Linked DNA regions of Mus musculus: all the other regions are linked to region 1. A link is a loop called in an ENCODE intact Hi-C map of the cell type or tissue named here. Cell type or tissue: left cerebral cortex. All regions are shown on one strand. Links, peaks and the distances in the headings refer to the core of each region. The heading gives the core; the rest is flanking DNA.

Region 1 (6,608 bases), core at 830-5,829:
GGAAGAAACCTGCTTTTAATTCTATCTAAACTTACCTAAAACTCAGTGTAACTTGGACCTTCATTGTGTTTTTCTAGATTTTTTTTTTTGATTGTTGTTAAGTAGCAGGACTGTGTGTTGTAGAAAATAGAGAATGGCTTTGGGTTTTTAATAATGAAGTAAGGAACTAGAAGATTATATTATACATTGTATTCTGTAATCTTGAACAATTTAGTAGATATTTCCACCTTTAAAGTCACTTACATCACTTTAATATGTTGCTGGTTAAAGTGAGTAAAATTAAATTAAATTCTGTTCTTATTCATGGTTATTGTTCAGTTAATGAAAATTGGGGTTAATACATGCTTGCAGCATTGCTTTTCAGAAAAATTGCTTTGAGCAACGAGTTATTGTTTGTCTGGGAGCCATGGCTAAAATTAATTCTGATGGTTTTAACTTTAGGAATTTTTATCAGTTTTAAGTAAATTACAGAAACAGGTTTGCATTTTTTTTTCAGAAGTGAATGTATATATGTTTTCAGTGGTTATAGAGAAATATAATAAAAAAAAATCTTCAAGGGATATGGATTGAGACCAGTGGTGGAAATTTATTCTGATGCTTTCCTTATTTACCCCTATCTGAATATTCGTATTTTTTTTAATCAGGACTGCTAACTGATCTATACTTCATGTGATGGCTGAATTGAAATTATCTTCTTCAAGAACAGTTGTAATTGTGCCATTGCAAGAGTTTTTCTTTGTGTTTCAAGTTCAACTTATACTGATGATCCTTGGCTAATTATAAAGGCATCCCATGACTCAGTCCTAGCTTACTCCCATCCCCACACGACCCTGAAGGGCCTGCTCCATCAACATGCCTGCTATTTTATTTCTCTGATTTTACCTCTTACACCTTTTCTTCCAATTTTTATTTTGACCATGCAGTATTTAAGACACATTCTTCCCAGATAGACATGATACTGGCCTTCTTTAAACTCTTCTTTTGAGTTGTGACTTCTATTCCATTACATATGGGCTTTATGTCTGTAACATTCTTTAAAGGTAAAAATGGTCCTTTCCTCCTGGGCCTCCTAGTTGGCATGCATAATTTTTCTATAAAATGACAGACATATTTAATGGTTTACTCCTTGCCTTGAACTTTGTACATATATTTCTTTTTAAAAATGATACATCCCCCCCACCCCCATTGGGGATTTAGGATTCTCCTTTTTTCTTAAAGGAGCAATGAAACAATTAAGACTCGTAGGAGTTCTGAAAGATAGCTTAGCAGTTATAAGCACTGGCTTCTCTTGTACAGGACCCAGGTTTGATTCCCACATGGCAACTCACAACCATTTGTAACTCCAGTTCCAAGTTCCAGGGTCTCCTACATCCTCTTCTGCCCTCCATAGGTGCCAGGGTTACACATGGTACACAAACTAAATGCAGGCAAAAATACACATGTAAAAGTAAATACTTCTTAAAAAGAATTTTAGATTTCACCTGCAGATAATGAGTCTTGTCATTTACATTTATTGTAACCATTTAGTTTTATACATAAGGAAACCAAGAAAACTAAATATGCTAGGTTATTTGCATAGACCTTCAAAGCTGGAGTATGAGACCTTGATTTTATAGTTTGTATGAGAACAACCAAGGAGTGATGAGGAAAAGGCTGAAAATTGGCCCATGTTGTGATAATTTATTCATGCATAGCTTACTATGGCAGCTTTTTGTATGTGGTACCATTTACCACTTACTTTTTTTATTTTATGTATATGAGTACACTATAGCAGTCTTCAAACACCCCAGAAGAGGGCATCAGATCCCATTACAGATGGTTGCGAGCCACCATGTGGTTGCTGGGACCTCTGGAAGAACAGTCAGTGCCCTTAACTGCTGAGTCATCTCTCCAGCCCCTGGTTCTCACTCTTAAGAAAAAAAGAGCAGTAGTCTTAGTATCAACTGTGGAAAAAGGTAGATGTGGTTAGTAGTATTACTGAAACTTCTGCTGAGCCTGTGATATAATTTCTCTTAAGGACTGGATTCCGTACTTGCTGTAGGAAGAACATTTCAACAGTCAATAGAATTCTCTTTACTTTTTCTTTTTTTCTTTTCTTTTCTTTTTTTTTTTTTTAACTTAATCTCATCTGTTGCTAGAATTTGGGCTTAAGGGTGTTGAGTTTAATTTAGTTTAATTGTATGCAGTCTTTTATAACTAATTTTTATAACTAAAAATTGTCAAATTTTGTGCAAGGAGTGTTTAGGAGTAAGTAAGTAGATAGATACATAGAGAGAAAATACTTAGCTTTAATTTAGAATGGTATTACATGTATGGACTTTACTATGAATGGAAAATTATACCATGGTTTAGAGAAATTGGAAATGTGAAGTTAGGGATATTTTCTATTCTGTTTTTGTATATTGATGCCCCCAACATGAAAATTTTTTTATGTGTGTAAGTGTGTGGGCTCTCCATGTTGCAGTGTGTGTGTGAAGATCGGAGGATGACATCTATGAGTCCTGTGGGTCCCAGGTATCAGACTCTGGTTATTCAACTTGTTGTCATGTGCATCAGTTTGCCAGCCCGTTTTGTATTGAAAGCTATATGAACTAAATAATCAGTGGTTTGAATTATTAATGAGTCAAATGTGGTGGTAGGAGCTTACTATTCTTATTTTTTAAAAAAGTTGTTTTTAAAATAGGGCTTTAAAATTGAAACCTGACTTCAAGCTAACTTCAGGCTAAGTTGAATGTAAATTTAAGGAAATTCATTTAAGGAAAATGTAACAGGATGACTTGTGCATGTAACACATTTGATCTAGCACTATTTTTAGCTATAGCAGATGACAGCCTGTGATTACCAAATGTAGGCAGCTCTTCTTTCTTTGTACCAAGTCAGTGAAAGAAAAACTGGGTTCCTTTAAATTTAAATTTTAGTTAGGTAAGGTGCACTATACAAAATAATCAAAAGTTTTCTATATTTTTTAATTTTGAAAACAAAGATAAACTGCAGGGAAATGAATCTATTTTTCTAAATTATTTAACTAGATTGGCATAAACCCCTATGTGTTTCCCATAGTTGTAAGGGAAAAATCACTGTTCAGTTCTTCTTGGATCTTTAAAAGGGGTGTTCTATGAACATTTTATATGAGTTAGAAACTTCCTTATAAAAACATGCTTTATCCAATATTTTCATAAGAATTTCCTGCATGTGAGTGTGCTGCCTGCCTGGGTATGTGTGTATCACACGTCTGCCTGGTGCCCATAGTGGCCAGTAGAGGAGCTAGTCCCCTGAACTTCATTTACACATTGTTGTGAATCACAGTGGGGTGATAGAAATCAAACCTGTGTGTTTCTAAAAGAGCCTTCTCTCTAGCACCCCTTATCAGATATTTACTTTGTATTTCCTCCCATTTTGTAGATTGTCTTCACCTTCTTCATTATGTCCTTTGAAACAAAATATTTTATTTTAAGAGGCTCAGTATATTTACTTTTCTTGTGTTTATGCTAATACCATATGTTAAGAAACACAGCCTTGAAGATCTACACTTTCTTTATTCTTTTAACTAAATTGTTATTTTTAACAGCTACCCTTCATGTAAACATGTGTAGGAATGTGTATAGAGGTCAAAAGACAGCTTATAGGGACTAATTCTTGCCTTCTACCATGTGGGGCTAGGAGCTAAAATGTCTTAGCAAGCTTGGTGGCAGGTGCACTCAGCCATTTTGCCAACTGTCTAAAAGCATTTTATAGTTTAAACTCCAATCTTTAGATTTTTATTCTATTTTGAGTTAAAACAATATTTTGTCATCTTTAATAGTGTGTTTGTCATGAATGCAGATAGCTACTGTGGCTAGAGTGGTCAGATCCTCTGGAGCTGAAGTTAAAGAGATTTGGGAACCATTAATGGCTGAGCCATCTCTCTACCCCATAAGTTAACCTTTCATGTCATATAAAGTACAGGAATCTAAGGAGTCCAGTGGCATTCCCCTGCAGTTGGACATCCAGTTGTTCTTAGCTTCCTTGTCAAATTCACCTGACTATAAATATAAAAGTTGATTGTATTTCACTTATGTTCCTTTGTAACCATGTATATGACTGTAGGGTCGGGTTTATGTTTTGTTTTCTTTTTTTGAGACAGAAGCTTGCTATGTAGCTCCAACTGACTTCTAGCTTGCCATTCTCTTGTTACTGAAAGCTTTGCAGGAAATTTTGCAGAGGAGAAATGTGAGCCCTTTAACTTTATTATTGTTTTCCAGGATTTCTTTGGTTATTCCAGATATATTTTTTTTCAGCTGTCTTGTCAGTTCAGTTGGAGACACAAGCTGGGCTTTTGTTTTGATGGGGTTTGTACTTGGGACTAATTAGAGGACTGTTATATGTCATCCAAGACTGTGTGATATCTTTCTGCTTGATTCAGCCATTAATTTCTTTTAACTGTAAGTTTTCGGTTTATTTCATTTGTTTTCAGCTATGTATGTTCCTAGGAATTAAATTTTTTTGTTTGTGAATGTTAACTGTTGTTTTGAAAGTCTGTGTTAAGTCAGATGCAGTTGGCTTTGTATGATGTTGTACCCACAATGTCACTAGACTTGTTTAGGAATTCTAGTTGCTGTTTTGTGGCTTCTTTAGGAAATTCTAAATATAAGATCATATTAGCAACAAATACCTTAATTTATTTTTGTCCAATCAATTCATTGCCCAAATTCTGGTCAAAAACTTCTAGGACATATATGGGTGTGAAGTGTCAAAGAGAGGTTACCCTTGTCTTATTACTAGGTTTAAGTGGGAAGATGCTAGTCTTGCAGCATGTTCACTGTGATTTTGTAGATTTTATTTTTGATCAGTTTGAGGCTAATTCTTTTTTTTTTTCTTGCTGTTTTGTTGACTGTTTACCATGAGATGATGTTGGACCTAATCAGTTTTTTATGCAACTATTGTGGCGAGTGTGTCTTATTCCTATTTTGTTTTTATGGTGCATGTGTGGGTTGTTATTCATATGTTGCACTACCTTTGCATTCTCAGAACAGATCCTCCTAAGCTATGCTGTAATCTGTTTGCATTGCAGGATTTTGACTTGTTAATGGTGTTATGGTGAAATCACTGTTCTGTATTTATACGGGATGTTTATCTGTACTTATCCTGATGTCTTTGTCTGATTTGGGTATCTGAATTGAACAATCTTCTAAATTAACTAATGATATAAGGCTCTGATGAGTTATCAGAGGCATGTAGATATTTCTTTGGATTTTTGTATCCTTTTTTCCCCCCATGGAGAATCACTGCTCTTGGGCGAATTTAATCTTCCTAATTTAAAAAAAAAGTAAAACCAACATAAAGAGTCCATATGAAACTAAAATACTTTTGACAAGTATGAAAACAGACAACTGTTTTTGCTAGAAATTTGTGTTTTTCTTCTTTGCAGCTTCACTGACAAACTCTTTACAAAATGGGATTGAAAATGTATTAGTGCTTGTCACAGTGCTTTGGACGATGGATTCTGTCCTGTGTGTACTTACTTACCACTGTGTAGCTGTCTCACCTCCTGCCTGTACTTCCCTAATGGTCTCAAGAGTATCTCAACTTCTGCATTCCTAGGACTTACTTCAGCTTGACTAATCCATAGTGTGTGCTTTGAGGTAGTCATGTGTTTTCATGTGGTATCTGTGAACTTTCATGTATGACTTCCAGAGTTCTTACAATTATTGACAAGATCTGACTGCATCTGATCATTTATTAAATTATCAGGCAGCATTGTTCTTTGTGTGTATGAGTGTGTATGTCTCTGCACATACTGGTATGTGGATATGGAGGCTCTAAGGCAGCCTTGAGTGGTGGTACAGAGACAGGATCTCTTATTGGCCTGGAGCTGGCATATGAGTTGGCCTTTTGGCCAATGAGCCCTAGAATCTGCCTCTCTCTGCTTTCCTGACATGAGGATTACAAGTGTTGGCCATTGTGCTGGCCTTTATGTGTTTGGGGGTTGGTAGGTCCCTGTACCAACTGAGTTGCTTCCCCAGTCCGTGGTGTTCTTATAGTAGGAAATCCTACTCTACCACTCATTGAATGGGGATTAAGGCAGTATTTTGTGATTATAAATTGTGGTTGCCACTAGCATGAGACTGTTTCAAGTAGCACAGAAATGTATAAAGAAACAGGTAAGACTTATCTATAATCCCAATATTAAAGAAGTAAAAATATTTAGTAGATTTTTTTCAGACTTAATGGTTAGACATATTTTTGTTTGTTTTGTTTGTTTTATATGTAGCCCAAAATGGTTTCAAATTCACTGTTGTAGCCCAGGCTGGCTTTGTTCTCTTGATTCTTTTAATACTCTGTTTTCAAGTGTCATTATAGGCATCTTTATCTTTCTTTACAGACCAGTTTTTCCATTATACGTATACTAGTTTTAATCAAATTCATACTACTTTTAAAAGGTATTTTCAAAAACTTGATGGGACAGTGAGATAGCTCAGTGGGTAAAGGTACGTGGCACCGAGTCTGACCTCCTGAATTCAATCCCTGGAACCCACATGGTATAGAAAAGAACTGACTCCCACAAGTATCTCCTGATTGCCACACATGTACCGTGGTATGCGCATGCTCACTTCATTCACAAGTACATG
Region 2 (6,608 bases), core at 765-5,764, 48 kb after region 1:
CTACAAACCTCTGCCTTTTTCCTCTTAGTAAGCACTTTCACCTCTCATGTGTCATCAGCCTGTCACTGCTGATTCGCTAGCAAGTTATTTGCTCCTGCTGGCTGATGAGACTCAAGGAGGGTGAGCTATCTTTGTGGTAGATGGCAGCTTGCAAAGTGACAGCTTTTCCTCAGCTCATACAAAGGAGGAATGGGAAACAGCTCATTTGGAACACCCCCAGGTCTAGGGTGGGTACCTAAACCCTATGTAAGCAAGGAGACTGTCTCTTATATGAAAGTTGTTAGCCCCCTCTTGTTGCTAGGGACAGGGAGAAGGGTAAGGGAGAAATGGCAAGTCCCAAAGAGGGACACTGTGGAGAACCTGAATTGTCTACAGGGTCTGCTGGGATTATGGAAAGATAAGAAACTGACAGCTAAGATCAACTCATTATAGGGATTGCAAGGGACTGGGTGAGAAACCCGACAGAGAAGAGGAGCTACCTAGTCCCCAAAAATCCCTATTAAACACCCATTGTCACACATTCCTTAACAAAGGGGACAAAGGACAGCCCCACTGAGATGTAGCCTGAAGGCAAGGGCCTTTCCACTTCAAGACTTGCCTTCATTGCTTTAACTGGTCTGGGAAGACTTTCTGTGCTGTAGATAAAAGCACCTTGAAGAAGGGACATTTTGTTTTCCTTACTCTATTGGCCTTTGCTCTAACTGGAGAGTTCATCTAGTCTGCTGTGGCCACTGCTGACGCCTTTGCTGATAGTAGAACCTGCTTCTCTGAGCCTCTGATGGGGAGTGAAGTCCAGTCATTCTTCAGTAATGTCCAAGGCCTTCAGCAACAGATAGGAACTCCTAAGTACCCAGCCTCAAAGACCAAGTCACTGCTGGGCTCTGTCTTTTCAGTGTGCGACATTCATTGTTGGACTACTCTGACTACATTGTGTAAGCCAATCCAATAAGTTCCTCTTTAAATGTATATTCATTCTTCCAGTTCTGTTCCTCTAGAGGATACTAATGAAGCTATTCTTGTCAGGTTTGCCACAACAATGAGAAAAGTAATATAAAAATGCTTTTCTATTATAATGTAGTATTGTATTATAATATGATATACAATTAAATTTTTTAAAAAAAACTTCTTAGAAAATAAAGTGGTTATTGATACACCCCTTCACTCTCTCTCTCTCTCCTCTCCTCACCCCGCCTCTCACATACACATACACACACACACCAGTTGAGTATCCAGACCAACTCTATCTGATCAGAGCCAGTGAGAGACTCAGCAGGTAAACTGCCAAGCCCAAAGATCTGAGTTCAACTTTCAAGACCCACATGACAGGAGGCAAGAATTGGTTATTACAGGTTATCCTCTAACCTGCTCAGTGGCACAAGTATACCCGCCCTCCACACAAATAAATGAAGAAATGCAAAAACATTAAATGTATTGGAGATCTTAGCAATTAAAATAAATGCCATAATTGTATAAGGTTTAAGCATTGCAAACTTTGCTACTTCATCCATTTTTTTTACAAGAAGAAATGCCTTTTTCAGGCTAGAACAAAGCAAGAAAGGCTGGCAGCAGCCCAAGACCTTTGTGAGCAAAGGAAACTGTGCCTTAGGTCAAGCAAGATTTTGATTTGTGGCCACAGGTTATACAGCTTCTGGGAGAAGAACACAAAGAAGGTTGGGCTGAGCCTGCCTTAGTCACAGGTGATAAGGACCTTAATAGCACTAGAATATAGAAACAGTGTGCAGAAGCAGAGAGTGAGAGTCCTCGATCCTTTATTTATCCTTGGTTAGATCATCAACAGCTATCAGACTCAGTGCTTATTAATTAAGAGTCTTGAAAAGAGTGTAGGCTTCCCATACACGTGCAGAGAGAAAAAAGAGTGCCAATTTTCATAAAACAGCCAAGGCTGTGCTCATGCTCTGTTTTTACCTTCAAAGTAGGCTTCTGTCTGAATGATGGGTCCAACTGAATACAGTAAATAAAAATCTCTATTATCATCATCTTCCACACAATTTAGATTTTTAAACATTTCTGTTACTATTTTTAAATGTATATGGCATTTTGCCTGTATGTACGTTCATTGTATGTGTTCCTGGTGCTCACAGAGGCTAGAAGAGGATGTCACATCCCCTAGAAGTGGAGTTACAGATAGATGTGAGCTGCCATGTGGGTGCTGGGAATCAAATCTGGGTCCTGGGAATCAAATCTGGGTCCTCTACAAGAGCATCCATCTCTTAGTCACTGAGCCATCTCTCTAGTTTTAATACCTGTGCTAAACAGTAGGCACTTAAAAATAAATGGCTGGTGGGAGGGAAAAGAGACCAAGGGGAGGCCAACCAATAACAGGCCCAACTTGAGACTCGTCCCATGGACAAGCACCAACCCCTAACACTATTAATGGTATTCTGTTATGTTTGCAGACAGGAGTATGTTGTCCTTCAAGAAGTTCCACCCAGTAGCTTACTCAGACAGGCACAGACACCCACAGCCAAACAGTGGATGGAGCTTGGGAATTCTTGTGGAAGAATAGGAGGAAGGATTGAGGGCCCCAAAGGGAATAGGAACTCCACAGGAAGACCAACAGAGTCTACTAACCTGGCCCTGGGACTCTTAGAGTCTGAACCACCAACCAAAGAACATACACAGGTTTGACCTAGGCTTCCGTGCACATATGTAGCAGGTGTGCAGATGGTTTTCACGTGGGTCCAAGACAATGGAAATGTAGGCTATTCCAAAAGCTGTTGCCTGTCTGTGGGATATGTTCTTCTAGCCTTGTTTGGCCTCAGTGGGAGAGGAAGCACCTAGCCTAGCAGAGACTTTAAGTGCCAGGTGGGGCATTTGAATTTGGGAAGTGGTGGGGGAGGATCACTATGCACTCAGAGGACAAGGGAATGGGGAATGGGGGAAGAATTGTGGGAGGCGGTGACTGGGAGGGGGCCAGTGAGTGGGATGTAAAATGAACAAGTAAAAAAAAAATGGCTGGCTTAAGGACATAGTAAGCATAAGGACCCAAGTTAAATTCCAGAACCCATGTAAAAGCTGTCAATTTTCAGTTAACAAGAGCAGTTAAGGGAGAATGTTTTTAGTATTGTGTACCCTTCCCACAGCTCGTGCTCTTCTCCTCCCAGTAGCCCGTTATGGACAGCATCCATAGGTTCTTCTAGCCTTTCTGCTGCTGACTGGCTTCAGCAAATGGGAGGAATGTGGGAGGAGAAGGTAACTGGGCAGAGGCTTCATACAAGGTTGGGGCTGCCTGAAGGAATCCAAGTGAAAGAGCCATATGGTAAGCTGGGACAAAACTGAAATGTGATTGGCATATTTCACATTTGCTAAGTGTGGCCCAGTATTCTCTTCAGAGCAATCATTATTTTTTCCTCAATTTTCTCACTTCCCAAAATATTGGAACTGAAAGTCATATGACTTTTGAAGCATAAAAGTCACAATATGTTAGAAGATGCACAAGAAGGCATCATGTAGTCTCACAGCTATTTAAGGTCAAATATCTAAATGTAATTAGAAACAATCCATGGCTGTCTTAGAAACTTAAAAAGTCAGTTGCTTCCAAATGACTGATGCAAACTGTGCAGCTGCCAGCCGGCATGTTAATCCTCAGTATGACAGCTGCTGCACTCTTCTCAGAGGGCAGGGTGGGAAGGGATTCAGTTAGACTCAGATGCCTGGAGCAGCTGCTCCATGCAAGTAAAGGTCCTTGCATGGAGCAGCTGCTCCAAGAACACACCTCTCTCTGTGTTCTGGTGCGGGTCTCTCTCACTTTCACTGGTGTATGTCCTTCTCTAGGTACACACCACAGGGACAAGGAGAGATCAGCAGGGCTTGAAGGAGCCAAAGGAAGGTTCTGGCCTTAAAACTCCCAGAGAGAAACTGCCACTACTTAATGCCATGCTACTGATATTGGAGGAGCCACCTCCTTCTTTCCCCCCCTTTCCCAGGAGGCTAGAACTCATGAAGCCTGCTTTTCTCTTTCATCTGAAAACCAAGTTGCAACACATGATGTATTGTCACTCCTGGCTCCAGGGCCTCAGCCCCTGCTCCTCCACATTCTCTCTCATTGTGGCTTCTCACTAATTTCCTGAAGGCACCACCTGCCCGTTACTTCCTGTCTTCTGTGGTCACAAGCTGCCTAGTCTTATCTCTGAGGTCAAGCCCCCTAAAATTACTGACCAGGATGGGGGGACACTGCTTGGTTCAGATTCTGATTCTAATCCCTATAGGTTAGCTGGTTGCTGGGCCTGCTCAGCTCCCAGCATGGCATGCAGCGGCTACTGTCTCTGGTTAAAACCCCTTTTAAAACTGAGGCTGTCAAGTGTTTTTTTGTTTTGTTTTGTTTGTTTGTTTTGTTTTTAAGTTATCAAGGAAATTGCTGTCTACAGAAAAGGCTTGATTCTTTTCTCTGGACCCTATACTTAAAATGGTTTTGTTTTTCACATGTTTTCTTCACTGTATTTAAGGATGAATTATTTTTTAAAGTACCAGTAGATAAGTACTTGCTCATAATTCTATGAAGTTTTTTTTTTCTTGGTTTTAAAAAATAAAGATTCAATTTAATGTACCCTAACATATAGAAACTCCTCAATATGGAACAATAAAATAAAAAAGGTGTGTTCAAAACCTTAATCTTAAAATGGAAAGCTGTTGGCCTCCTCATCTCCCATCTCATACTAAATTAGGCCTCATGATTTTTTATACAGCTGTGCAAAGAGGTCATGAGATGATGAGTGGTTGTGTGGCCATGGGTTACACCTGAAGCAGATGTGGGACCAGGGAATTAGCATGGTGGTTCCATGGCTGGCTCTTAGTGAGTGGTGTGATACATCGCTGAGTTTTATAGAACCTGCTTGAATACTCTTGGAATGATGGGTAAGCCGATTCTACTGACAATGGGATGCGAAATTGGAGAGGCTGAATACTTTATTTTTAAAAAGATTTAACCCAGACCAAATATCTTTCTCAGATAGATCAGTTAAGTGGCAGGACTATTTCCCTATTCCTGCATTTATGTGTGTGTGCTTATTTGTTCAGTTGTTAGGATTAAGTCCTTTAAACATTATTTTCTCCTTGTAGTCACTTTCAGAAAAGGAAACTATATTTTAAAAATCATTGCCAAAAATTTATCTTTTCAGCAAAAGAAGATGTTCTGTTAGCACTGTAACATGTAATATAGATGGAAGAGGAGAATTAGGGCTTTTCTGCCTCATGCATCGTGCCAACAACACACCTACCATTGAGCATCTAACCTTAAGGCTGTCAGTAAACTGAGGCAAGAGGTTAGATCTAAAGCCACATCTTAAGAGTAAGTGGGGAGCATCTTGTTTACCACATAGCTTTATTAGGCAGATGGCTTTGTCAACAGCAAACTCTTGAGTTTCTCAGCATACAGTGCGGTGCAGAGGTCATTATGACCATTCAGCCTACTGCAAGGAAAAGAACCCACAGACGACTCTCCAGAGTTGGGTGAGATCTCTGAGATTCTCTTCAGATTTTAGTTTTTATTCAATATTTACTCTTCACAACTAGGAACATAGTCAATTATATAATTATTAACTTTGTATCTTAAAATTATACAATATTTGGTAATTTCTCTCATCAATACTTGAAACTGTGAATCAAACAGATACAAAATAGCATTAGAAGCCCACTGTCTATTCAACAGTGTTCAGGGTGACAAAATCAAGCAGGTCAGGCCTAGCAATTACAGCCCCCCCCCCCCCCCCCCCGTGCAGTGAGGACACAGTAAGAGAAAGCACATCCAGTGACATAGTGTCAAAGAAAACAGGTCAGAACGGAAGGCGAGTCTCACAAATCCCACCCACTTCAAAGTCTGCCCTGCTCCTGCCCTGCTGGTCAATACGCTATCTTGTTAATTGTGCATTTGGAACATCCTTTGAGGCTCCCTTGCTTCCTCCCCTAGTGAGGGAAGCCTAGTCCAACCAAATTTCCTATCTATCAAATTATACACAATAACTAATCTGTATTGGCCAATTTCCTTCAACTTAAGTCTGTTTTAAGACTCTAGGCAGATAATAAAGGTCCCACTTTGGCATAAATTAAAGGGGGGAATAAAATGAACTCTAGTTCAAATCGGTTTGCTGTCAGGTACAACAAATGCAAACAGACCTTGCAAATACCATACCTTTCTTCCATGGACACCTCTTTTAGCTGCTGGTGTGGTTTGGTGCCTTCCATTTCCCTGATGCTCACAGCATAGATCTTGGTGGTATAGTCAATGGCTTTCTCTCTAGCGACATCACTGTCATAGCCTCAAACAACAGAAAGAGATTGGGGGTATGAGATGGTTTTCAAGTGTTCAGGAGGATACCAGAAAAAAAAAAAGTACCATCATAATGGACAACACATGGCTGATTGGGGCTCACCTCCATCTTCTTCTGCATCTGTGTCTGACTCCTCACTATCAACCAGCTTGCTCTCCTGCGTCCCCACAAATTCCCTGGTCCAGATCATCAAGGCTGTGTCAGCACCTCCTACAGTGAGCAGCACAGAGTCATTGTGTAGCCACCTCACATTGGTAACGTGTGCGCTGTGCCCCACATATTTCTTAAATCTTGCATGCTGTCCCTGCAAATAAAGCCAAA
Region 3 (6,608 bases), core at 994-5,993, 62 kb after region 1:
TAGGTCAGTTATTTTCAGCACACTGCAGGTAGCCATGTTTAACAGCACGCCTGACCTTCACCCCTTGGATGCCAATATTGTCCTCCTCCATGGACAATGACAAATTTTCCTGGAGGGAAAATTGCTTTCGGGTAGGAATTATTGAGCTAGTAGATAAAAAAATATTTTCTTACATTTGGTGTGTGTATATATATGCCTGTGAGTGGGGGTAGTCACATGCTACAGTGTATGTAGGGAGGTCAGACAATAGCTGTGGGAATCACTTGTCCCCTTGCATAGTGATGTTTCTGAGGACTGAACTAAGACTACCAGCCTTAGCAGCAGGTTCAGACTCTACATATTTCATAGGCCTGATCTCAGTTATTGAAAAATTACTTATGGGGCAAAGGGCATAAGAAAGACGTGGGAAAAAGAAAATAGTTTGACATTGGTCTAGTTGGACTTCTGTTTCAGAAGGCATCTTTCATTATCATTATGGAAAGTATTGCTTATTATTACAAATGAACACTGGGAAAATACCTAAAAAATTTACAGTTGTAAAAAGCATTGCACAAAATGGCATGATGAGGGGAAAGGGAAAATGTGCTGCCCCGTTAGTTAGCATACAGTGTCCTCAGGAAAACCAAACAGCAGAATACCATCACCATGACACAGGCAGCCCATTTCCTCAGCAGCTAGGAAAGCAGATCATTAGTTCATATGTAAGAAATTAAAGGTGTAAAAGTAGATGTGGCCTGCGTTCATAAGTTGACAGGTTTGATTAAAATCCATATTTTCAACCTACCATAAATATATGTCATTTATTTTCATTCTATGTTCACTGGTGCTTTGTCTACATGTTTGTCTGTGTGAGGGTGTCAGAAGCCCTGTTACTGGAGTTACTGCCATGTGTGAGCTGCCATGTGGATGCTAAGAATTGAGCCCAGATCTTCTAGAAGAGCAGCCAGTACTCTTAACCACTGAGCAAACTCTCCACCCCACAAATATCTTTTAAAATCTTTATGTAAGGCAGTTACCTCTGATGGCCTTATTGTGTGTTTTCTGCCTCTTGGAGCTTCAAAGAAAAGCTGTTCTTTGGCACCTGAATTAACTTGCAGTAATTTCCCTGTTACGGTAAAAATAAATGGTAGGAATAAAAGAACAAATTAAACTGTGCATTTATCATTTTGTTATAAAATACAAAGTATGACTGCCACAATTTTATTCATTCTAGTTAGTCTAATCAATTGAGTCAAAAGTATGTTACATTGTTCCAAAAAGCACATAACTATCAACACACAACATGGAATAATCCCCAAAACTCTTAATTTAAAAAATATGGACCTCATAAAATTTGACCTTGAGTGTCTGTCAAGGAACAAGAATCTAGTTTGCTGTTTTCTCAGCAGCACTAACATGAACTCCATTTTTAAAAAGATTTTTTTATTTTTACGTGCATTGATGTTTTGCATGAATATATGCGTGTTCAAGTGTGTCAGAACCTCTGGAACTAGAGTTATAGACATTTGTGAGCTGCCACATTGAACCCTGGTCCTCTGGAGGAGCAGCCAGTTCTCTTAACTGCTGAGCCATCTCTCCAGCCTCAAGGTCTAATTTTACAAAATAAAATTTCCATTCATTTACCCCACTGCTGTCTACTAAGAGGTAAAGGCAAATAGCCTGTCATGAGTCTGGCATCAGAAGTGAGATCCATGTGGGCACTGCATTTGCTTAGTTCTAAGTTCTAAATCTGCCTTTCAAGTTAGGGACACACAAAGCAAACTACAAATACTGACCCTTCCAACTTTGTCTTATCTGCAAACTTCAAAAGGAGAAAAAGGCTATCCTCAAACAACTGAGTGACTGGCCTTTCAGCCGTTCTGATATACAAGTATGACCTCATCACTGATGTTGAAAAAGATTCAGCTTCCAAATTCTCCTCTGAGGGCAGCATCCTTCATGACTGGAAAATGTCCTATGTTAGAGAATGGTGTCTACTATTTTTCTGTAATGGTTTAATTATGGAAAAATTTCAATCAGGCTTGGACATGAGAATAGTTTAGAGAACCACAATGTGTCCATGGTCCAGCTTCCACAACTAGGAAGTCCCTTGACTCGAGACCCTCTATTGACTGCCTCAGCCCAGACATCATGTATTTGCTCCGCAAATAATTTACATAAAATGCTATTTCCCCTTTCCCCTACAACTGTGTATCTAGGAACTTTGAGGTGCTCTTGGAAAAATCAATACCTAAAGATTCCTCTGTGGTTTGCATGCATGCGGTTTACATGTTATCTGTTACACTTGTTACATGGTCTGACCTGAGGAAGGTCTAAGTGAGTGTTTTCAAGTGATAAACTAAGAAATGAAGTTCTCCAGTCCCTTCACTGCTGATCCTAATAGTTTCGCATTTGGTAAATTATCACATGACTGGGGGTGGGGCCGCACTCAGCCTCTGAGGCTTGAAGGATCTGAAAGAGGAACATGTGAAATAGACAAGATTTGCATAATATGTGATAAACAGGAGAATGGAGAAAAACAAAGCAAGAAATGAGGGCAGTTAAAGGCGCTTTCCCTGCTTAGCATTAGAAGGAATCGAGCAACCATTACTTTTCTAATGAACTAAACAAATCTGCAAAGAAATTATATTATTAGGACTTTCAAAAATGGCTATAAAATATGTGGGAAACAAAATTCAGACAAGCCATTTTTCTGAATGACTTTTGAGATAGAAGGTACAGACAGAAAACTCAGTTCTCACGGCATCTCAACAGCTCATTTTACTATCTATAGCTTTAAAAGGACCATAATTTATAACTAACCTCCTAATACTGAGCTAGCTAGGTGAGGAACTGACTGCAAGGGAGTTAGAGATTCGAGAGAGGCAAGCCCGAGCAGTGCCAGACATCTGTAGGCGATCAGCTGGCCACCCCTCCACAAGAAGCACCTCTGCTGAAGGCCAGTTTACCTCGGAGCTGATGCTGGCCCAGGAGGAGCCACGCCCACACTAGGCTAGGCAATCAAAAATCTGTTTCTCTCAGGAAGTTGCCATCAGGGCTGCTGAATCTGTGGGTGCCCAGCTGAGATGAGATGTGGATTTTAGAACTGAGAGTAACATTTGGGGGCAACTGAGACTGGACAGCATGCAAATGAATTCTTCTCTTCTCCTCCCCCCTCTCCCTCCCCCCTCCTCTTCCCCCCTCCCCCTCCTCCCTTGCAAGGTATAATATGACTTAAAAACAATTTTTTAAAAAAGAAAACCATAATTATGGGTATGTGTTTTCTCCCTTTTTAAAATTATTACAAGAAGAAACATTTAGGTCACCACTCTTTCATTCCCTCTGCCTGCTGTGCAGTTTTTTTCTTTGCTTTCTCTTCCTATTTCTGCCCACGAGTGCATGTATACATACACACAAATACACCTACACACAAACATACATACACACAAACATCCACACATGCACAGAAACATACACATACACACACACATACAAACACACGCACACAAACATACCCACACACAAATACACCTACACATAAACATACACACAAACACATATACACAAACATACACACATACACACATACACACAAATATACACAAACATACACAAATATTCACACATACACAGAAACATACACACAAATACAAACATAACATACATATATAAACATACACATACACAGAAACATACATACACATACAAACACCCAAACACATCCATACCCACACCCACACCCACTGAAATCTGAGGACAAGGAGCAGATGCAAAGATGAAAAAGTCTGCACTTTTCATCCATATATTACTGCCCCAAATAATAGAAGGTGAATTATTTCAGAATCCATATTTTTATCACTAGAAAAGTCTGCTTACATAGAAAACAGGGCAGACAAACAAAACAAGCAAGCAAGCAAACAAACCAAACTGACCAACAACCAAACAATCAAACAACCAAACAATGTCCTCACTGCTAAGGAGAGAGAGCCAGTCACCCAGAGCAAAAGCCACATGCATTAGCCTGGTTGCCACATCATACTATGGTTGTACAACTCAGAATAATTCCAGACTTGTACTACATGAATCAAACCAATGTACTATATGAACCAAAACAATGCCAGGCCATTTGCTGTGAAAAGAGAAATGAAGTGTCTTGTAAGGGCTCCAACTGTTGATTGCCTAAGATCATATAGTCCTACAGTTTTCAGAAATGAACTTTTGCTATCTAGAATAAACCCTGTGTTTTATCTCGTCCCATGTATTCTTTTCTCCAGTGTTCCATGCATGAGCTTTCATTTGGGGCACTGATGTTCCTGCAAAAGCAAATGAGCTGTGGTTGCCATGGACACGAGGACTGCTGAAGCTGAGGCTGCGCCTGCACCTACACCATCCCTACTCCTGCCAAGCCAGCTGGCTCTGGCAAATGCTTTCACTATTCTGATGAGATGAGATGAATAAACAAACTCCTGCATCTAAATCTTGCTCTTTACCCTGTCCATGTTCTCTGGGTCTCTGCTACCAAAAGCTAGGCTGGTCTTGGGGAGCATGGCATTTTCCTGAGATGTAGCACCTTGGGACCTGGCATGACATAGAGTTCACAGCTGACGGGACTGTAGTTAAAGTAGGCAAGTGGTATGGGTGCACCTGCTCCTATTCTCCAGATGGCACAGACTTTAGAGATAACACATATTCTACTTGCTCTGAAACCATAGGGACCACGGGGTCTGCTCCTATTCTCAAGACAGAGTAGTTTTTAGAGATCACATGTATTCTACTCTGCTCTCAAGCTATATGGACCACTGGTCTGACACCTTCACTGACGGAAGGACCAGAGAGGGAGGTCAGTGCTTCTTCAGAAACCCTGGCCTCTCCCTCCTTGTGCTCCGAGTGCCTCCCCAGTCCTGGAGGCTAGCCTTGGGTAGAAGAAAGGGCAAGGTATTGCACCTCTCTTCCTCCCTTTTCAAGTGATGTCTCCATTTTGAGGTATTTTATAAGACCCTCTCTCAGTGCTCCCCCTCTCCCATAGCAACAACACTGCCAACAGTCCTACCGACCATGAGATCCACCTTCTCCATTCCTGGGCATATACCCAAGGCTGAAATGAAAACAGGGTCTTGGAAAGATACTTGTGCACCAAGATTCATAGCATTGTCATAATGGCTAAAGTGTGGAGGCAACCTAGGTGTGTATCAATAGATAAACATGCAAGCAAAATGTGAGACAGACATATAGCCTGCTATCATCTGCCTTAAGGGAATTCTGACATAGGACATTGCATGGATGATTCCTGAGGACACCATGTGGAGGGAAGTGAGGTAGTAATGAGAAGACAGTGTTGTGTGTTTTCACTAAGATGAGGTACATAGAGAAAGTAGCTATTTCTAGGGACTGACAGGAGAGCTACTGTGTGCTGGGTTGAGAATTCTAGTCTCACAAGAGGAAGTGAGTTTTGGAGGTGAGTAATGATAATAGCCATACAACAATGAGAATATTCTCTGTGCATGAGCTGGTATATTTAATAATGATAACATGTTTATATATTTTGCATTTGAAATTACTTTAAAATCTTCCAAATAAAAATTTCATACATCCCACTTTTCTGTTGCTCTTTCACTTCCAACATAAAATGGCTGAAGGGTTTCATTCCCCTAGCAATGACTAGGAAAGGGAATCAATATTCCACATAACACACAGTATATGGTGGTGTGTGCGGTGAACTCAGAACAGTCATCTTACTCCATCTTACACAGAGAGAGAAGGAATAGGAACATCACTGCCTTCTTGAGTCTTTAAGACAATAGAGCAGAGAATACAAAAGAAGAGGGTGGTGAGAGGCAGCTCTTCCCACTCGATTCTTGGCCTCACGAAGGTAAGGTGACTCAAGTTGCTGACCACGGATCCCATCTCATGCCCTTGACTCTGTCTGACCTGAAGCCTGGGGGACTTATGTGATTTCCCTTGCTCTTGTTGGGACTGGCACCTTTTACAGTAAGTTACATGTTTTTCTTTCTACTGACTGTACTGCAAAAACTCCCACAGGTTATAAAGCTCAAACAAAGTTCAAATTCTAGTGCAGCACAGCTAAACATCTGCCTGGCCCAGTCTGAGACTATCTCAAAAAATACTTAAAATGAAGTATGATTTATTAAATAACTACATATTTATTAAATATAACTAATTAAATAAAAATAGCAGTGTCTCTGCAGGAACCTCTTCCTGGGTCAGACTCTTGTCGCCTCTCTCTGACTTTCATCAGTTGATTTTGGGAATGCCCCAATGAAAATAACCTGCAGATACCCAGTGCCTCCAGAACAAACTCAGCATGGATGAGTGTGATGTAAGAGTCCCTTTTGACTCTGTCCTTGTCTGGATTTCCACATCCCTTCCTCCTACCCGCTCAGCCAAGGGTTCCTCACCACTTCTTAACTATCCACTGGTCCTCCTCCCAGTTTGGCACCACATTCCATTTGCTGGGTGATCCCCTTCTTAACTTTGCTATGTGGTGAGCCATATCTACATAGACATCTTGGATTTCCCTTGGAGCTATCTCCTCAGAACAGACACAGCACAGACCACAAGAGACTATGACTTCTTTGCAAGTGAGGATCCTGCCCACTCCTAAATGTGTG
Region 4 (6,608 bases), core at 1,109-6,108, 150 kb after region 1:
TAGTTGCAACTGCTTTAACAGGAGAAGCAACTAAAAATGTAATTAGTCACTGCCTGCATTATTTTTTTTATGCTTGATGTTCCTAAGCAGATTAAAACAGATAATGGAACTGGCTATTACAGTCAAGCATTTGAGATGTTTTGTCAACAATTTAATGTTATCCATATTACTGGCATTCCTTATAATTCTCAAGGACAAGGTATTGGGGAACTTTAAAACAATATCTCCTTTAAAAATAAAAGGGGGAATTATACCCTCCAAGGTCACCAAAAGCAAATCTTGATTTTGTCTTATTTGTTTTAATTTTTTTTCAAACTGATGTTAAAGGTCAGTCTACAGTAGATTACTATTGGCATCCAGTTACTTCCAGTTCTTATGCCATGGTTAAATGACAGGACCCCCTAACTAATACATGGAATGATCCTGACCCTGTTTTAATATGGGGGAGAGGTTTTGTCTGTGTTTTTTCACAAAAAGAAGGCAGAGCCTGATGGCTGCCTGAAAGATTGGTTTATCAAGCAGACACAGATCCTGAGTCTTCTAGTAAATGTGATTACAATTATGAAGCTGGCTTGAGATCTTTATCAGTCAGCTGAGTTAATTTGGAGCATAACCTCCATTATTTCCTGGGAAATAACAGTTTTTTTCTGACGATTCTCAAAGCTACCTCCCCCACACCAGGAGGCCAGGCTTTGTGTCTGATCATTGCTAATTTACAACTGAATTGCGTGCTTGGGACATTCCCCAAAGACAACCTTAATCCTGTTAGCTCTTAACTTTTGACTTTGTATTTTAAGCAGTTTGGTTGTTTCACATAGAATCATCTTTGGTAAACTCATTCATTCACCATGGCAGTTATTCATCGCTATGAAGAAATGCATTGAATGCATATTGTGGCTTTGGTCTGAATGGGAAAAAGGTGTGCTATGAGGGCCGGCAGTCAGAGACAGGCCACTGATGTTCTATGACTCTTATCAATCTAAGACAGAGGCATGTGCCAAGAGGCTGTGTTTGTTCATAATAAACACTAAAAGGCTGTGTTTGTGTAAATAAACACAAGCAAGCTTCATGTGTCCTCTGGGATGGGTAAGAGAGAGTTAGAGACAACCCAAGCCAGGCACTGCAGCCAGCCTCCATAATTCCCAGGCAGGACCATGGAGCATAAGTAAATCTTATGCCCCAGTTCAGCTAATTTTTAATAAATAAAAAGGAAGAAACTGTGCCCTTCCCCAGCCTTGTGTGGGTGGGCTAAATCAGACCTTGTTTTCCCACAGTCAGCTAGCCCACCTAGGGTGGAGTCTTCAGACCTAGGTGAAGTCTATTGTCCTGCCAATTCTGCAGCTTCCTGCAAGAAGTCACTACCTGCTGAGAAGCTGAGCTTGTCTTCCAGAGAGATCCTGGCAAAGTGATGAGATTCTAGCCAAGTGGGGAATGGGTTCCCCCCTTTATACTCAGACTGAAGAATTAAAACATTAGGCCTTGATCAGAAACACTGTCTTGGTCGCATTCCTCTCCTGTCTGTCCTTCCCATATATCCCCAGCTTTCCTTTCAGGAACCCAGTTCTTCATGGCTGCTGGTGGATACAGACATTTAGTTAGTTATTTGTGTGTGTGTGTGCATATACATACATGCACATGCATAAATGCATATGTAGAATGCATATGAGGGTCAGATGTCAACTTACAGTAATCAGTTTTTTCTTCCTATCATGTGAGTTTCAGGGATTGAACTCAGGTCATCAGGATTGGCATCAAGTACTTTTTAAGGTTGAGCTATCTCACTGCTCCTGATTAATATCTTCAAACTTTAGACACAAAGTGAAAGACCAGGAAAAATTCAGACCCCCTAGCACCAAGAATGTAGGTTATCCAGTTCAGTGACCTTGTTCCAGGACCTGGCCGACCACAAAAGTTAGATTAAAGTCTTGAGAACAATCTTGAGAAGCAGGGAGTTTCCCCTTGTGATTTTTAGTACCCGCTTGTGATTCTTCACTCGTATTTTCCGCATTTTCCAATAATACCCTCCCTTCCCCCTTGGGTTGTGTTTCTTTCCTTTAAATATCCCCTTTCCCAGCTACTCAGGGTCGAACTCCTCTACCCCTGCGTGGGATACGAGTTGACCCCAGTGGGCTGGTTCCTGTCAATAAACCTTGTGCAATTGCAGCAAGGACGGTCTCTTGTGAGACCATCCTTCTTGGGGGGGTCGCGTCATCCTGAGACTTGAGTGAGGTTCTCCCCTCTTCGGGGGTCTTTCAAAAGTAGCAAGTATGGTGTTATAGAATTAGAACATGACCTTTAAAATGTTCTTGCTGAATGTTTAGAAAGTCTTTTTAATAAAATGGAAAATAAAATCAAAACCCCAGAAAAGAACCACAAAACATAGTTTCCATGCAAATGAGGTCAACAGTCATTGTCACCCAACAGCAAAAAGGGGGGGAGGGAATTCATGCATATCAAAAGTCCATCTGAAGATAAAGTCACTCCTATAGTTTTACATTCACATTGAGACCAAGGCAATCCTGATACTGTTTTGCCTGAATCTGTTCCTCTCAAATGTGCTTTACTTCCATGTTTGAAGCAGGGAGTAGGCAGAGCAGAAGGTTAAGATCTCTCTGCGTGTGGGACAGTGTGTAAGGATCTGCTGTCCCCTCTGTCTCCTCCTGTCTGTTCTGCTCCTCCACACCCTCCTTCTAGCCTTGCTTACCCTCACTCTGCAAACACTCAAGAGGGTGGGTGTCTGGAGTTATTTGGTTGAAAGATTTTGCTTTTTTTAAAATGTGACTCTTAGAAAACTAACTTGCTTCTACATATTTATATATTCTTCTGAATAAAGCTGCTTAAAACCACATGATATTATAGAGAATTTAAGGACCTTGACTTTGTCCTAATTGACAGAGTAAAGTAGGAACCAAATTCTACAACTTTCTAAGAAGCCCGGTGTTAGGTATCCACAACTCCCTAAGATAGAATCAGTGCAGTCTCCAGAAGAGCTGTGAGGCATTTTTTATAGTGAATGGCAGAAGGAAGGATGTAGCCTGTGGTGTGACATGAGTCACTATGTGAATGGCAGAAGGAAGAAGGTAGCTTGTGGTATAAGATGAATCACAACATCCAGCTCATTGCTCTGTTGCTAAATTTAAAAATAAAATTTGATTGGAAACAACACTGCTTAGGGAAGATAGCCTGAGGACATACGGTACATGTTTTCTTCTCTCTGCTCTCTGATGTCTACCCTAGCCACTTCAGTGCTACAAGTGGACACAGGTTTATTTTCAGAGGCTACACACTGTCACATTTATTGACTGTCTTGTCCAGAAATTCTTCATTTCATCACTGAAAATAATCCCATATTCTGGGAAACCGTTCAGCTTTTTCACTGTAATGTTATCATCTGTCTTTGCTACAGGATCACTGTAGCTTTATGCCAAGCAGGGGAAAAGCTATCTACTCATTTTCAACATACTTTGGAGCTTGTATTCAATATTTTTATGTAAACCCTTAAAGTCTTCATAGAACAAAGCAAATACTGTCAGGTAGAATATAAAATTTACATAATTAATTCTTTAAAAAACTTTCACTTTATAAGTGATATGTCTCATGCATGTGTGTGTACTATGTGTATACCTAATATACACAGAAGCAAGAAGGAGACACAAGGTCCCTGGAACTGGAATTACAGGCACTCATGAGGCGCCCTGTGGGTGGTGTGAACTGTATCCAGATCTTCTGTGAATGCTCCTAATAGCTGAGCTGTCTCTCTAGCCCTTATATTTACTTCTTTCTCTTAAACAGAAACACACAACTTGACATTGTACATAACCTTCTTAGAGCACATGGTAAGTACTAACACACATTTTACCTTTATATCCTTGTTCCGTCTCCCTGAGATCAATTTTGGTTATTGGTTTGAAATCAGTGTCCCATAATCGTATGCAACCATCTCGCCCACCAGTAGCAAAGCCTTCTTCACAAGCATACAGGCTGAAGATCCCAGCCTGTCAATTATAAGAGGTAGAATTCAATCCCACAGTCACAAATGTCATTGTTGCTGAATCTCCATGATTAAAAATAACAGAGCAAAACTAATTAAAGCAAATGCTGTTTTCTGTTGAAATCTGACAGCAGATCAACATACTTCATCTCAGCTGGATTGCAGTAATTACAGCCACCACCAGGAAGCAAAGCAATTCCAACACATCTAATTTGATAACATTGTTACCGCTACCACCCAAAATGTTAGTTATGAGTGCCTTAGTAAAAGCAGATACAGAATCACATTTCTATATGACAACTGAGTCTTCTGAAACAAAGACATTACAAAGGTGGCACACTTAAGTCATAAATTAACGAAGTAGAGACACAGACTAGGGGCATGGTGCCATACCATTTACAAGTATAGGGGTATCTGAGGCAGATCTCAGCTTTTCAGGATGGTGTCACTTTTGACAAACCAAAAACTACAAATAGCATCATGTCAGCATTGTGTACTATTGCATGACTCCCTTTTCATATTTAAAATACCTTGACCCTTATTTTACTTGATTTTTTAAAAGCTGTTATGTCACATTATGCTGACAGAGAGAAACTTATTGCTGAGGCAGCAGATCATTTAACGAATGAAGACAAATTCTGACCTCTTAATTATTTTAAGAGTCATTTGGCAATGAAACCAAGACAAATGGCTTTCACCGTAGATGACTGGGAAGACTCTAAAGTGTCTAAACTATTTCACTGAGTTGTCTAAGGTTTTCTTCATGGGAAGAGTAATGAGGTCTGGGGATGCAGCTTAATGACAGAGGTCTTGCCTAGTGTGTGAGGCTCTGGGTTCAATCTGCAGCACTAAAAGTGGTAACAGTGAATGAATTTGAAGGTATTAACACTAATCAGCTAGTTTAAAGTTAAGGTGAAGGGTGGATTTAGTATGGATTCCCCCCCCAGGTGAGAAATCTTCATGAATCATTTCATGTATGTGTATGTATGTGTATGTATATGTGTATGTGTATGCTTATGTGTATGTGTATACAACTGTTTGAAGTCTAACTGTAAAGCAAAGGGCAGAAACAGAGAGATGTGTGGCCTTAACCCATTCAGTACATCATCCACATTACATCAATCCATATTACATCATCCCTCATTACATCATCTCAGAGCCCCATATAGCAATACTCACACTATGTGCTCCTTGAATAGTGCGGACTAAGGTGAGCCCTTTCCAGACATAGATGTCACCGTTTAAAGCACCAGAGTAAGTGATGTCTTCTTTGGCACATGCAAGGCAAAGGATAGTCTGAAGATCTCCTGTTTTGCCAAATATGCCTCTTTTTGCAGTCAGGGCATTTCCACATAGTGTCCAAAACTAGGAAATAATAAAATAAATATATGCTGAAATAGAGTACTCTATATTCATTCCATTATTAGTATTTTCAGTAATTTTACAGAATATACTTTATCTGAACTGAACATAAATAAATTGTTTCTCTGTGTCATTAGAGAAACACAAAAACCCCTGCATACTCTAGAAGCATAAGAAAAACTCACAACGATATTTTTTAACTTTAAAAGCTCCAAAATTTCAAAATGTTAATGTTTAATGGCATTTAAATGACCCCAGTGTTCACAGAATAGAACTGGTCTTTTATCAAATGAATATAGATTGCAGAAAAGTTCAGAAATGTAGATAAGTATAAAGAGAAAGCCACATCTACAGCACATGCCTGTAATCTTAGCACTTGGGAGGCAGCGGAAGGAGGAACATTGCACACGGGAGGCTAGCCTGGTCTACATAGCAACTTCCAGGCTATCCAGAACTACTTAATAAGACCATACATAGAAAATGTGATGTGATATGATATGGAGTAGTGTGTGTGTGTGTGTGTGTGTGTGTGTGTATACATTAATGTACTACATAAAGAAAAAATGGCTAGGAATAACTTCATATTAGCATAACACATATCACCTAGCCATTTTAAAGTATGTACATATATTTTACAAAATGCTTTCTAGGCTGGTTGGTGGAGTTGGTTAGAGCATAGTGGCAATAAAAATAATTCCTTTTTAACCAAAATATTATAGTTTGCTTTTTTTTTCTTTTTTTACTATAGAATTGCTGACATATATTTCTAAATACAAGTGATACGTCACAAAGGCACACAATCACCCAGGCTTCTCCATTTTGTTTGCACAGATCTTTTGGAAGATGGCAAGCTTAAAGCTTGGACGATTTGTAGATGGCAGCAGGGACACCACCATAGTTATACAGAAATCCAGTATTTTTCCTTGATGTAGTTCCTAATGTATGAGCTGGTGTAACTCTGGTGCCACTACCTAGGCCCCACAGTCTCCAAATGCCTTCTACATCTGTGTTTAATCTCACAACACCCTGGAGCACAGGTTCAGTCAGATTCTGCTACTCTTTCATATGCAAATGTAGATGAGTAAGCAGAAGTACTTTTCTAAAGACACGGATTCTATAAGAAACCAGAGAAACCTGGGTCACTGCTTTGAGAACCGCAACTAAAAATGAGGGTGTGCGGAAACAACAATCAAGGCTTTTGTGACAACATACTCAGATTATACTCAAGAGGCGGGGCCAGTGAGCAGCTATAGGA
Region 5 (6,608 bases), core at 759-5,758, 69 kb after region 1:
TTGATCTTAAGCCACAGTGACTTCCATTAATAATGAGATGCTTATGGAACAGAAAAATTCTCAAAGTGTTAACAGTAATGGCTCCTGGGAGGTCAGGTTAGCCTGGGCTGTTGGGTTATCCTCATACACTGCCATGGATCTTCTTCCTGTTTTTTACTAAAACTCAATTCCATTCTCTCTGGAAATGATGCATGAGTTTAAGTTTTATCTTAAAAACCACAACCTGTTTTACCTCTAGAGTCCCAGTCAATGTGTGTGATGTAACTAGAAGCTCCTTTACAGATGCCAACCCTCTTGCTTGTAAGCACGTTGTAGATATCCACGAAGTTATCATGAGATGCCACAGCAAGGTATTTTCCTGTATCTGTAGAGACACAGTAACAGAACACAAGTTCACCTCCAGGAACATAAGATTTTGAGGTGGGAGAAAGGTCAAAGAAACTTTTAGAATAGTCCATTTTTATATAAAAAATGATTTAAAGATTGCTATTTTTTTTTAAGTATTACTGCCATCTTCACCTTTTGAAAATTTTATATCAGAGATCATTTCTTTTCTGTGATGGAAGGAGAGCATGTCTTCCACTGTGTCAGCATTCACCACCAAGAAACTTCCATCATTCAATCCAACTGCTAGGGCTTTCCCATCAGGGGAGAAAGCACAACATCTTCCTCCTACAAAAGGACCGAAGAGAATCATAATTGAGCACTTGGCTGTTGAGTAAAGCAGATGGAGACACAGGAGAAATATGCATGTGTATGCACTCACATGCTTACATGTAACTGGGCCTTTAGCACCGCCACCCAGGTGGGAGTTAAAATGTCATCATTTGGGGAATAGTGAGATGGTCCTGTGGGGAAGAGCACTTCTTATGTAAGCCTGACAACCTGAGTTTGAACCTGAGAATCCATGGTAGAAGGAGAGGACCAACTTCCAAAAGTTGTCTGTAGATATCATGTGTATGTGTGTACATACAACATAATAAATGTATATTTTTAAATCTTTGAAAAATAGCATAATTTAAATGTCTTCTTCCCTCCAGAGTATCAAAATCATATTTTAGGGCTGGAGAAACAGCTCAGAGGTTGACAGCACTTGCTGCTCTTACAGGACCTCAGTATGGTTCCCAGCACCCATGTCAGTAATCGGCTCTCCACTCCCTGTAACTACAGCTTCAAGTACTCTGACATGCCCTTATTTGGGCACCTGCACGCACATGTACATTCCACAACACAGATACACACAATTAAAAAATAAATCTTAAAATACATTTTCATTTTCCATAATGTTTTTCCACTTATTTCTTTATCTTGGAGTATCTGGGCTTTTTAAGGTAGGTAGGTGAGCCGGTGCAGGAGAGGGTTAGGTAGATAGCATAGCTCTCTGAGAAAAGAGGACACATTTAAGAACATGAGTTCTCCAATAAAACTTCTAGAAACCATTTTTTTTTTTTTTTTGGACATCATGACTGGAAACACATTTTTTTTTTTTTTAAAATTTAGAAGCCCTCTTAATTTTAGTTTTTCTGCTTCATGGATCATAATGCAGTCAAGAGGTAGAAGATTTGAGATGACACAGTCCAAGCCATGCTGCTTTGTGCTGGAACAGCTCAATCTGGCTTCCATAGGGAGCCACACCTGTGCTGATAGATGGTGAAGCTATGTAAAGCTAGTAACTTGGAACTGGCTTATGTAAGCAATCTCTCTACTCATTTGTCCAGTTAATGCTTACCTTCTGTGAGTCTGTCAAGTCACTGTAGTGAGACAGTGAAAAGACCAGCTAGCCCTGGGGACAGTCATCAGGGTAGGTGAACCATAATTTACCATACAATTTAGGCCACAGTTTAGAGCAAAAGGAGAGATATTTATACCAGGATAGCAAGGGAAACTAGAGGAATTGTTATCTAAGATGCAGCAACAGTTGCTCTTTTGAACCAATATTTAACCTAAAGAATAAAGTCCACTGACTAGCTTCTACCATAAGGCACTAGTTTCATTTTGCAATGCAAGTTAGTGGGCAAATGATTCAATTATTCAGAGCATGGCTCTGAATTTGGTTGAAATCCTTGCCCCACCCGCTGCCAAGTTGTAAGAGTCCAGGGTAAAGTGAGGCTATGTGGGGAGTTAGTGACAACCAGTGTGCAGGCATGAGGCCACCGTGCTGCAGTGTGCACTGCTTCACTACTCACTAAGTAGATGATGCTGGACAAAGTACTATAGTAACCTGTCTCCATTTTCTGATCTGTAAGTGATATGAATGGTAGCCTTATGCACCAGGTCTCTGCAGAATAAAGGTGATGTACCAGTGTGGTCTCTGGCTCACACTGATACTACCAGTCAGTATGATTTCATTTGGCATTGTTCCTTTAGAATATGCCCTTATGTCTCTGCATACAGAATGACCCAGTACAAATATTGAAAGGACAGAGCCCAAGCTCAGCCCTTCCTGTCTTAAGAATTTTTGTTAGACCTCAAGGCTCAGCTCTCTTGTTGCTTCCCTAAGAAAGCAGTGCGAGGTGGCAAGTCTGAGCTGAGCTTCTGTGGCCTCTTGCTCATGTGGGGTCTTCATCTACTCTCTGCCTGAAGCTGGCAAGTGGTTTGTGTCAGAGGCCCCCTTGCCTCTTGGCGTCTGGGTGGGTCCAGGATGGAGTTTGTAAGACTGGAAGGTAGAGAACTGGCAGGCTGAACTGTCTGATCCTCCAGGCACCTCCTGAAATGCCACCATCTCAGACACTCCACCAACCACTCTGTCCTTTTGTCTTTTAAAGCTCAGAACTTTCGAGGACACCTGCAGTTACTGGTGGCACCACAGTGCATATTCCTTGTCATTTCTTTAAACCCTACCCACTCCTTTATAAAGAATCCTATTTTTAGGCCCTTCTCAAATTACCTGAGTAAGCAGGCCAGCTGCTGCTGGGAGTCCTTTCAAATCTTGTCTGTATCTGATTCTAAAGACGAGACTGTTCTCTGTGGGCTCTTAGGGCCTGACATACAGAGGTACTCAAGAAGCATTTGGTGAACTGTTATCTCTTGGCAGATGCCTGTATTGTGTGCAGATGTCCAACACACATTTATGACTTCAAAAAATATTTTTTTCTACCAAACTGACTTTCTACTTTCCATAAATGCTGGAGACTGTTAGTCATAGATATAATTAGTGTTTTTCTCCCGTTGTTTTGTTTTTACAAGCTGACACACTTCAGCTCTCAATGAGAAGAGAACACAGGGGCAAGCAAGCACGTGTAGTTCAAGCAAAGTGAATGGGGCTGGGGCACTCTGAGATCAGACTAGCGTTCTGGAAAGTCTCCATGCACTCTTAATTTTCACTGCACAGTGAACCCTGAATTGCCTTGCTCATATTTTTGGGATTGTAACAGGTGCTCTCATTAAACAGTGGTTGAATGAGTAAGTGAGTGAGTGAACCTAACATAGTCTGTTGCCTGTAAACAGACACCTTTACCTGTGAGGAGATGTCTTATGTACCTTTTTTAAGTTTCCGTACAGCCAGCATGCGGTGCTGGGAGGATAATTCCCAGATCCGAAGTGTTTTGTCATCACTTACTGTCGCGCAGATGGGCAGGAGCGGGTGTGCTGCCAGCCCCCACACTTCCCCTTCCATGTGTCCCTGTGGAAGAGGAAAGAAGGCAAAGTAAACCCATGCTTTCTGCCCAGCTGAGAGCACCTCAAGCTGAAAGTGCCTCAGACAGGTGAACACATGAATAAACAGCTCCCTTCAGCCACAATGGCCACACTATTTCATTTCTTATGAATGACCTTTAAGCTAGGTGTTTCTGAGACAAATCATTTTTTTTCCAGAAAGTAAAGCATAGTGCTCACTGCTTATGGATAGCAGATGTTTTCTCACCTAGCAACAAATATCCAGGTACATGGTAAACTTTCCACCCCTCACCCTTGTTTTGTGTATGTGTGCACATAAGGATGATTACAGTGTTTCTATTCTTTATGTGTGAAGGTCGAGGTTAACATTGGCTGTCTTCTTTAATTGCTCTTTACCTTTGGCAAGGCTGGCTGACCAATGAACTCCAGGGAAATACTTGTCTCTGCCTATCTCCAGCCCCCAGCTTTGGAGTTAGAGATGTATGCCACTACACCTAGATTTTTAAGTGGGTACTGGGGATCCAAATTCAGGTCCTCATGGCTGCACAACAAACACTTCACCAAATGAGAAATCTCCCTAGATCCTTATCCTGCTTTATATAAATACACTATGTAAACACATTATGGTAAAACGACTTAATCCCATTGACACCTAGTACTGCCTTTTATGAGTACACACTATAAAGTGTAGGTGCCATCCACCCTTGTCATGGAACTAGACAGCAATACTCTCGTTTATACACTTGTAGTCCTTCAAATGCAGTGGGTTGGGTTTCTCCTGTCCCAATACTGAGGACTGAACTTAGAGCCTCATGCATGCTACTCAAGCATTTTACCACTGAGCTACAAGATGCATTTAGTCTGGCTGAGAAGAAATAAACCTAAATTCGGACTTGGAAAATCATGTTGCAGCACAGACTCAGCATTTGTTCATACGCTGGTGTGCCTGTGTATGAATCATGTCTATGTCCATACCTCCAGGCTCCCTACTGGGATGCCTCCTAGAGGACCTTAAACCTCTAATCCTGGTGCCTGATTTAAAGGCTTCTAGACTCATACTCCTTTGCGATCAAACTTGTTCACAATACCCATTATATAATGACTTTAAATGGCCGCCTAATGTCACTTTTGATCATATCATTATAAGGGGTCTTTACAACTATTGCTAGTGATCTGGAAGATGGAAGGAGGTTTCCTATGTCCAGGCTTCTTCTTACCTTCACTCCAAACTTTCTCTCTGTGCTTCCTTGTTTCCCAATTCAGCTCCTTCTAGCTATGAAATCTCAACTAGACAAAACTTCCACCGTCCTTGATCCAGCTAACAAGCCTCTTCCTTGGCTTCTTCAGCTTACCCTATTTCCTAGCCTCTTCAGCTTCCTGTCCTCTTCTAACTTCCTCTCTAACCATCCCACAGGGAGGGACATCACTCCCAAATCACCCTTCAGCCAATCTCCTAGGCCTGGTCATGGATAACTGAAGGGGCCCAAGCTTCCTTGACCAGATCACTACCATCACTAACAGGGAGCCCTGTGTAGTCATTATGCTATCAGATCAACCATCTTCCTCCTTTTGGATACTGGGGTCACTTACTTGGTCCTGATGTTGTTTTGGGGATCTACCTCTCAGGGTAGGGGGGTAGCCTTACCAATCTTACCAAACCCTTTAGTTGCATTTTTAGGGGTGTTCCTCTCACCTATTCTTTTCTGGTAGTGCCATGTAGCCTCCCTCAGCCTTGAGCAGGTTGGCTCAGCCCTGTTCTGCCTCTGTGAAGGAGACCACCTAGGGTGGAGTCTTCCGACCTACATAGGTCTATTGTTCTGACACCTCTGTGCTTTTCTCCAAGATGCTGCTACCTGCTGAGTGGCTGAACCTGTCTTCCTGAGCCGATCCTGAATAAGCAACAGCCTGGTGACCAACTGCTGACAGCCTGGCCACAAAGCATCAAGAACCTGGTGTGGTGGGGCATGGGCCTTCCCCCTTCATAAGCTCAGACTCTTAAGTAAACTTTGAGCCTTGATCAGTATCTTGTCTCGGTCTTGTTATTTCTCTCGACATTTCCTCCCATGCAGCCCCAGCCTCCCCTTCAGGAACCTGGTTCATGTAGCTGCAGGCAGCTACAGTGCCATTGTGTCCTGTCCCCTTATTAGGAAGGAATCTTCTAGCCAAAGTGGGAGCCTCTATTTCTTTTGTCCCCACACCATTCACCTAAACTCAAGCTTGCCAGCAGTCCCTCTCCGCCTTCTTCTAGCTACCCAACCTACTGGCTCTGACATGTCATTTTCTTTGCCAGCCCCCGAGGTGGACCCCCAAGTCTGGGACATCCAGAACCCCTCTGTTGCTAAACACCATTCCTCTGTTGTCATCCAATTACAGGATTCTACCTAGTACATCATGCAAGCTCAGTATCCCCCCTCTCTCCAGAGCCTCAGGGGATATAAGCCTCTCCTTGACCTCCTAAGAAAAAAAGTTCCCTATCCCACTTCTTCCCCTTTTAATACCCACTATACTTGAAGTTAAGAAACCCAACAGGTCCTATCTCCTGGTTCAAGATCTCAGGCTCCTTAATTTTGCAGTGGTTCCTCTCCATCCTGTTTTGGCTAACCCTTATATGCTTCTTTCCACTATCCTCTCAGGGACTTATTTCTCAGGCCTAGATCTCAAGGATGTATTCTTTTCTATCCCCCTAGAAGCCCAGTCACAAACCATCTTTGCCTTTACCTGGACTGACCCTGACACCCATGTCTCTACCTAACTCACCTTGACTATTCTACTTCAGGACTTTTGGGATAGCCCATAACTGTTTGGTCAGGTCCTGGCTTCTGACTCTTTGTCTTTTCCTAGATCTAAGCTTATTCAGTATGTTGATGACATTGTCCTCTGTGGTCCCTCTCTACAAATTAGCCAAACCAATACCTGTGCTCATCTAAGTTTCCTATCCAGCTGATGCTATATCTTACCTTCTAAGGTTCAATTGCTCACCCCTCAGGTCACCT

What was found. Hi-C counts contacts between places; a loop is a spot of excess contacts. Peaks named below come from ENCODE experiments on the same cell type or tissue, not always from the same donor. Only the 100,000 strongest peaks of a DNase experiment are listed, where the experiment ranks them.
Region 2: it touches region 1 in a loop (2.4-fold over the local background); 6 of 42 quality-filtered maps call a loop at or near these places.
Region 3: it touches region 1 in a loop (2.2-fold over the local background); 6 of 42 quality-filtered maps call a loop at or near these places.
Region 4: a loop joins it to region 1, with 2.8 times the contacts of the local background. A loop is called at or near these places in 27 of 42 quality-filtered maps.
Region 5: a loop joins it to region 1, with 9 times the contacts of the local background. A loop is called at or near these places in 5 of 42 quality-filtered maps.

The regions. Positions count from the first base shown.
Region 1 is chr11:29,722,547-29,729,154 of GRCm38, forward strand. The region is part of intron 3 of Rtn4 (reticulon 4); the gene reads left to right. Among named protein-coding and RNA genes, the nearest start is that of Rtn4, 33 kb to the left of the region's middle. In left cerebral cortex, for the core only: CTCF peaks have their summits at 1,785 (motif pointing right) and 3,246; a DNase peak (open chromatin) is centred at 2,816; H3K27ac peaks cover 1,129 bases.
Region 2 is chr11:29,770,855-29,777,462 of GRCm38, forward strand. Eml6 (echinoderm microtubule associated protein like 6) reads right to left here. Exons shown (of 42, transcript NM_146016.2): 27 at 6,390-6,591; 28 at 6,149-6,275. Among named protein-coding and RNA genes, the nearest start is that of Gm39671, 35 kb to the right of the region's middle. In left cerebral cortex, for the core only: no CTCF peak of the experiment used is centred there; a DNase peak (open chromatin) is centred at 3,614; H3K27ac peaks cover 503 bases.
Region 3 is chr11:29,784,651-29,791,258 of GRCm38, forward strand. It overlaps Eml6 (echinoderm microtubule associated protein like 6), which reads right to left. Exons shown (of 42, transcript NM_146016.2): 25 at 1,017-1,105. Among named protein-coding and RNA genes, the nearest start is that of Gm39671, 21 kb to the right of the region's middle. In left cerebral cortex, for the core only: no CTCF peak of the experiment used is centred there; DNase peaks (open chromatin) are centred at 2,969 and 4,358; H3K27ac peaks cover 3,216 bases.
Region 4 is chr11:29,876,788-29,883,395 of GRCm38, forward strand. It overlaps Eml6 (echinoderm microtubule associated protein like 6), which reads right to left. Exons shown (of 42, transcript NM_146016.2): 6 at 5,171-5,356; 7 at 3,860-3,995. Among named protein-coding and RNA genes, the nearest start is that of Gm22588, 31 kb to the left of the region's middle. In left cerebral cortex, for the core only: a CTCF peak has its summit at 4,178; DNase peaks (open chromatin) are centred at 3,096 and 3,713; H3K27ac peaks cover 872 bases.
Region 5 is chr11:29,791,741-29,798,348 of GRCm38, forward strand. Eml6 (echinoderm microtubule associated protein like 6) reads right to left here. Exons shown (of 42, transcript NM_146016.2): 22 at 3,481-3,622; 23 at 520-672; 24 at 233-364. Among named protein-coding and RNA genes, the nearest start is that of Gm39671, 14 kb to the right of the region's middle. In left cerebral cortex, for the core only: no CTCF peak of the experiment used is centred there; DNase peaks (open chromatin) are centred at 3,056, 3,575 and 4,530; H3K27ac peaks cover 2,988 bases.